2 separate regions of the Homo sapiens genome follow, and region 1 is linked to region 2. The links are chromatin contacts, found by Hi-C or POLR2A ChIA-PET in ENCODE. All regions are on one chromosome and are shown on one strand. Each heading gives the region's core, a stretch centred on a gene start or an enhancer-like site at or near the end of the contact. The rest is flanking DNA. Distances are from core to core; before and after follow the strand shown.

Region 1 (3,350 bases), core at 428-2,927, 1.3 Mb after region 2:
GGGACTCCAGAAGAGGGCTGTAGAGGTGGGAAATTGAGACAAGCCTCCCTGGACCGGGAAGGGCCCCAGCTGTGATTTGGGGTCCAGCACTGACCCAAACACGTCAACAGGGGGCGACTCAAGTGCAGAAATGGAAAAAGGTTGGGCGCGGTGGCTCACGCCTGTAATCCTAGTACCTTGGGAGGCTGGGAGGGGAGGATAGCTTGAGGCCAGGAGTTTGAGATCAGCCTGGGCAACATTGTGAGACCCCCCCCAACCCGTCTCTACAAAAAATAAAAAAAATCAGCTGGGTGTGGTAGTGTGTGCCTGGAGGATTCCCAGCCACTCGGGAGGCTGAGATGGGAGGATCCCTTGCGCCCAGGAGTTCAAGGTTACAGTGAACTATGATCATTCCACTGCACTCCAGCCTGAGTGACAGAGTGAGGCCCTGTCTCAAAAAAAAAAAAAAAAAAAAAAAAAAAAAGAAAAAGAAAAAGAAAAAGCAATGGACCAGGTTAAGCCAGGCTGGTCCTTGTCAAGACCTGCCCCTGCAGGTGCCCGGGGGGAGGCCAGAAAGATCCCTGGAGAAAAGGACACAGAAAATGGCAAGAAAGAAAGCGGGGCATTTGGAGGGGTAAGTTGGGGGAAGACAGGAGGTTCCCCCTCCCCTTTCCAAGAGGCAGGGAGAACCTGCCCGGGCAGCATCTTGAATGGGAGAATTGTCCTCGGCGCGCGCTTATCGCTTGTGTACACACGTGGGGGGGTCCCTTCTTCCCTTCCCCCACAGCCAATGCAGACACTCTCCCCGCACTGCCTCTAAATCTACCCCAGCTGTCAACATCTGGCCCCCATCTGTGTCCATCCACGGAACCCCCTGCTCCAGCTCCTGCCCCAGCCTCCCTCTCCAGTGGCTGTCGGGCAGGGCTGGGAGCTCAAGGCCTTCCCTCCCTCTCCTGCAGCAGCCTCTGGCCAGGACTGAGGAACCAGGACAGGGGAGGGAGGGGACAGCCCCACCCCGGAGGTGCCCCAGGCTCTTGGCAGAGCCAGCTGGAGACGTTAGAAGCAGCTGCGAATGATTCATCTCGCTCGGCCCCCACCCCACCACCTCAAACATACCCTGGGGCTGATAACCAAGTTCCAGCCCCTACAGCCCTGCAGCCTCCAGACCTCTGACACCTCTCGGTCAGCCACAAAGCCCTCCCTACCCAGCCCCACTCTCCTTAGAAATCTAGTCCATCACCCCCATCACCCCTGGAGCTGGGACACGTCCCATTTTCTTTTATTTATACAAAAAGTTACTTTTTTAAATATAATTTAAGAACCCCTCCAAGCACCGGCGTCCGTTTCTGGGTTCCACCACCAACTACCGCCCTTTTCACTACCTCACCCCACACCCCTTCATAGGACACAGCTTGGGGGTCCCAGGCGGGGTCCGGGGATGTGGGATGACCAAGGCACTGTTCTGGAAACAGACATGATGATGGGCCCCTGTTTCAACTTGGGCAAAGGAGGCCATAGTGAAACAGGTTCCCTCCAACACAAAGTTATGACAAGGACGGTAGAAAAACAAAACGAAGAAACAAAAAGGGAACGGGGAGAAAAATTAAGACCAAAAACAAAACTCAAAAACCTTCAATATGAAGGCAGCAGCTGGGGGAGGGGCATTTACAAGGGAAAAAAATGATTGAGTTTGGTGGTGACAGCAGCAAGTTGGGACTACAAACCCCAATGATTTTGTCACTGGGCCCTGACACCCCTTCTTGCCCCCTGGGACAGCCCCCCCACTCTGGAGCTGGCAAGGGAGTCACACTCTCTTTGGTCTGCGGGAACGCACCCATCAAGGTGAGGGGGGCACCTGGGGAGGCTGGGAGATGTTGGGCACTTCCTTTTCCTCTGGTCACACCCAGTCCTGAGGGAAAGGCGCCCTCACCCTTGGTCTGGAGTTCCCCGAGGTGGCTGGGGGGTGATTTTCCCCTCCTATTATGGCAGAACCCCCAAATCCTGTCTCTCCAAATTGCCAACTCCTCACCCCACGGGCTCAAAGTGCAATCCAGCGGGGCACAGGGCTGGGGGCCTCTGTGAGTCCCCACTCTGCCCCGGAAAATGGGGAGGCGGTGTCCCTGGGGTGGGGAGTTCCTGCAGGTCAGTACTGCGGGGCCGGTCCTCCTGTCCCACCCGGGGTTCCCGGCTTGGCCTGGGACTTCATGTGCTGGACACTGGCCAAGATTTTCTTCTGGTGTCCCGCCAGAGTGACTCCGATTCGGAGCAGGTCCCTGCAGAAGGAAAGGAGAGCTTGGTGAGACCCTAGGTTCCCTGTGGCCGCTCTCCTCTCTTGGCTCCTGAGACGGTCCTAGCCTCAGGATTGTAAGCCAATCAGAAAAGCCAGCGGGGGAGGGAGAACAGATGTCAACAGTTCCCGGGCAGTTTTTTTAAGAGCTGGGCAGCCATCCTTCTGTGCAACCGCAGAAGGGGGTAGGGCTGGAGGCCAGAGGCAGGGCCTTTGGCTTGGGTGCCAGGGAAGGAAAGAAAAGAGAGAAAAGCCCGCAAAATGAGACTGGGGGAAGAGGCTGCACAGATTGCCGTAGAGGGAAATGGAGTGTGAGAAAGAAAAGGCCGAAGTGGGAGAGGAAGAGCTGGGTGGAGAGGAAGAGGAGGTTGCTGATGGCTGGAGGCTGAGATAAGGGGAAAAAAGGGAGAGGAGGCCCCCTGGGTCAGAGAGAGGCTGGGAAGAATTAGGGAGGGATGTGCCCAGGCCCCGTGGGGCAGGGGCAGACTGGCCTGAGACCCTCTGGCTCTAGCCTCCTGAGTAGCTGGGACCACAGGCACGCACCACCATGCCCAGCTAATTTTTTTGTTTTTGTTTTGTAGAGATGGGGTTTTGCTATTTTGGCCAGGCTGCTCTCAAACTCCTGGGCTCAAGCAATCGGTCCACCTGAGCCTCCCAAAGTGCTGAGATTACAGGCGTGAGCCACCACCTGGCCTTCACATTTCTTTTTTTTTTTTTTTTTTTTTTTTGAGATGGAATTTCACTCTGTCATCCAGGCTGGAGTGCAGTGGTGCGATCTCGGCTCACTGCAACCTCCACCTCCCGGGTTCAAGCGATTCTCCTGCCTCAGCCTCCTCAGTAGCTGGTATTACAGGCACGCACCACCATGCCCAGCTAATTTTTGTATTTTTAGTAGACATAAGGTTTCACCAAGTTGTCCACAATGGTCTCGAACTCCTAACCTCAAGTGATCTGCCCACCTCGGCCTCCCAAAGTGCTGGCATTACAGGCATGAGCCACCATGCCCGGCCTTCAGATTTCTATTCCTTCTATTTCTGTTATTCAACCTGGGGTGAGAGGAGATCTTGGGAGAGGAACGGGAAGG
Region 2 (3,554 bases), core at 841-3,340:
TGTACCCTAGAACTTAAAGTATAATAAAAAAAAGTAAATAATAAAAAAAAACTTAAAAAAAGTTATTACCTGACTTTACTAAATGAACCCCCCCCTTTTTTTTTTGAGACGGAGTCTAGCTCTGTTGCTGAGGCTGGACTGCAGTGGCACGATCTCAGCTCACTGCAACCTCCGCCTCCAGGGTTCAAGTGATTCTTCCGCCTCAGCCTCCCGAGTAGCTGGGATTATAGGCGCCCAACACCAGGCCCAGCTAATTTTTGTCTTTTTAGTAGATACGGGGTTTCACTGTGTTGGCCAGGCTAGTCTCAAACTCCTGACCTCGTGATCCACCCACCTCGGCCTCCCAAAGTGCTGGGATTACAAGCCTGAGCCACAGCACCTGGCCAACGAACCCCTTTTCTTTGGTACTGTGTCACTTAGCCTCTCTCAATAATGCAAGTAACTTTCTGTATGTTGGTGGCACAAATGGAAATGAATGTGGGGCCATAGGTTTTGCTTAGCTGAATGTTAAATTCAGTCTATCGGCAGATTCCAAAATTGGAAGAGACCTTGAGATAATCTATTTTACTTTACTTAGGACACATTTGAGACTTGGTGGGTCTATGTGTTTCATCCAAGAACATCAATGGCAGAACTGGTACCAGTCCCCAATGGTCCGCTGCACCGTCCACAAATTCCCTTCTCTCCTTTATCCCTCGATGTCAAGCATAGATACCTCCCACAACTGAAAACCCCCCATGTCCGAAATTGCTCATTTAAAACCCTTCCTGGCAGGGCGTGGTGGCTGACCCCTGTAATTGCAGCACTTTGGGAGGCCGAGGCGGGCGGATCACCTGAGGTCAGGAGTTCATTTTCCCAGCCTGGCCAACATGGCGAAACCCCGTCTCTACTAAAAGTACAAAAATTAGCCGGGCATGGTGGCAGGCGCCTGTAATTCCAGCTACTCAGGAAGCTGAGGCAGGAGAAGCTTGAACTCGGGCGCTGGAGGTTGCAGTGAGCCGAGATCGCACCACTGCACTCCAGCCTGGGCGACTCTGTCTCAAAAACAAAAAAACCAACCAAAGAAACAAAAAGACCCCTTCCTAAAGTCTTGAAAGGAAAGGGTGAAGTGTAAATGAGCTTTTCCTATTATATCCAAATCACTTCTTTATTCAGTAGGCTTCAAACATTCTCTTTTTTTGTTTTTGAGACAGAGTCTCACTCTCTCTCTCTGTCTCCCAGGCTGGAGTGCAGTGACGCGATCCTGGCTCACTGCAACCTCCGCCTCCCGGGTTCAAGCGATTCCCCTGCCTCAGCCTCCCAAGCAGCTGGGATTACAGGCGTGTGCCGCCACGTCTAATTTTCTGTATTTCTAGTAGAGACAGGGTTTCTCTAGGTTGGCAAGGCTGATCTCAGAACTCCTGGCCTCAAACGATTCGCCTGCCTAGGCTTCCCAAAGTGCTGGGATTATGGGCGTGAGCCACTGCGCCCGGCCTTCACTCTAATCACCACCATAATGGTACTGGGTTTGAGGGTGAACATATCATCCGCGGACACTGGCTTAACGAGCCCATCCGAATAAAACAAATTATAAGGCCAATGGCACTTGGTATCGTGTAAGATCGCCAGAATTTTACAACTCGGGGTACCCAGGAAACCAGAAAAGCCCCCACCACAAGAAAAACCAGTGGGCACAACTGGGGAGCACAGATATCTGACTGGGGTCATTTTGTCCGCGCGTCTTTGGGGTAAAACACCAGGACTGGGGGTCCAGAAGGGACACGCAGACCGCCTCTCTCCAGTCCCAGGGGTGTCTCCAATCCGGAAACCAAAACTTCGTTCCCTTCCCACCTGTATCCAGGGACACCTCTGCTGGGGGACAGCGCTTGCCACCGCCGAGGCTGGCGCGAGGAACGGGGGCACGGACCCGCTTCCACTCCGTCCCGGGCGGTCGTGGCGAGGGGATTGCAGGACACAGCCATGCACGTCCAACTCTGTCCCCGCCCGGAGAAGTCTGGGATGCTGGGATAGAAGGGGTTGTGACTTTGGGGACCAGGAGCACTAGACTCACATCCAAGCCCCCTGGCCTTCAGAGCCCAGGGAAAGCGTCACAAAAGCCGGAAGTGCGTCACACCCGCCTTCCGGAGCTGCGCTCCGCTTCGGGGTCCTCTCTAGGATCGCGGGAGGACTTTGCATCCCTGTGTAGGGCTCTAATCTCGGGTTTGGGGATCTTGCTCCTCAGCTTGTCCGCTCCGAGGAGGTGCACAGGGCGGGGAAAAAGGGATGAATTTCCCTTTATACCGCCCTGCTCAGATATTTATATGTTCCTTCTATTTTTCTTGATGACAATAATTGTAATAGTTACAATAAAAATAGTGATTGTCTGTGGCAGAGGAGCTGAATGAAACGAGGGTGGAGACAGGAAGATCAAGAATAAATGGTTTCACAAATCGAAGGGATTGTCTCTTGAGACGCTGATTATGTACGTATTGCCAGTTGAATGGGCAGTATTTTCAAATACTTGATCTATAGGCAACAGACGTTCTTTCCAACACTAGATAGTTATAAAATTCTGAGTTTGCCTTATGTTTCCAGGGAGTTTTCAGATTAGCAACGGTGAAATAAGTTGAATTTGAGGCGTTTTTGCTGTCCAAGTGTTATTGTAATAATTAGGGCTTCTATGATTAGATCAAGAATAACTTCACCTTTTATAAAACAGTAACTGAGACCTTGAATGGCTGGGGCATGACTCTAAAAGTTCTGGGCAAGTCTGTGGTACAGCCCAATAAGATAAAAGCCTACAAAAGGAACGGCTACCTGATACAGAGCCTATGATTACGTGGTATCCCGAATTACCTTCTAGACCCTCACTAATGCTCCATTCCTTAGGGGGTTTGATCTTGCTATGGTTGCCATTTTCTACCTACCCACGAGTCTTCTCAATAATCCACTTAAGTGCATCTTTGCTCCATATATATATATACACACATATATATACACACACATATATATACACATATATATACATGTATATATATATACACACACATATATATATATACACACACATATATATATATATATATATATATATATATTTTTTTTTTTTTTTTTTTCCTCCTAGGGCACCGTCAAATCCAATCTTTGCTCCTTTATCACTGGCTGGCTTTCTAACCTACAGTCCTCCGTGATGACATCATAGTCTCAACTTATTCCTCCAGATACATCCTCATATTTCCTTCCAGGGTTCCAAGTCATCGCTAAGAGTCATTACATTGCTACACACTGTATTTTTCTTCTTTGTCTAAAGTCTCTCCTCCCCACCCGTCCCCATTCCTACACTGAAGTGCCTAAAGGGTCCAGGAAGGCAGATTACTGAATGCAGTTGACTGGGTATATGATTTTGTATTTATGTTGTGTGTGTGGCAGGAATTGTAGGCATCTCTATAACGACTCCTTTCTTTGCCTACGGACCTACTGGCACAAGAAACTCAAAGTGGCCTGGTGGTATTCTGTTTTCAGTTCAGTGGCACGATTTAATGTTTCCTAGAGGAAATGTTCTTCCTGGAAATGAG

The links. A loop is a pair of places that touch in the nucleus more often than their neighbours do. ChIA-PET counts read pairs that join two places held with the same protein, here RNA polymerase II (POLR2A). Pooled maps may share reads with other maps.
Region 1: a pooled map shows a loop between it and region 2 (6-fold over the local background). The contact joins the enhancer-like site here to the promoter of FAM200A in region 2. A Hi-C loop is called at or near these places in 1 of 50 pooled maps. POLR2A ChIA-PET finds 5 or more read pairs at or near these places in 3 of 52 experiments (AG04450, GM10248 and K562).

What each region holds. Positions count from the first base shown.
Region 1 is chr7:100,801,339-100,804,688 of GRCh38, forward strand. It overlaps EPHB4 (EPH receptor B4), which reads right to left. Exons shown (of 17, transcript NM_004444.5): 17 at 1,227-2,252. The coding sequence ends at 2,123. Among named protein-coding and RNA genes, the nearest start is that of EPHB4, 25 kb to the right of the region's middle. RefSeq lists enhancers at 128-831, 832-1,534. Within about 2 kb of position 1,678, at least 26 of the 41 ENCODE cell types and tissues checked have a DNase peak (open chromatin) inside an H3K27ac peak, as active enhancers do.
Region 2 is chr7:99,550,024-99,553,577 of GRCh38, forward strand. FAM200A (family with sequence similarity 200 member A) reads right to left here and starts at 2,091. Exons shown (of 2, transcript NM_145111.4): 1 at 1,831-2,091. LOC105375422 (a long non-coding RNA gene) reads left to right here and starts at 2,142. Exons shown (of 3, transcript XR_927801.4): 1 at 2,142-2,461; 2 at 3,502-3,554. RefSeq lists an enhancer at 1,648-1,837.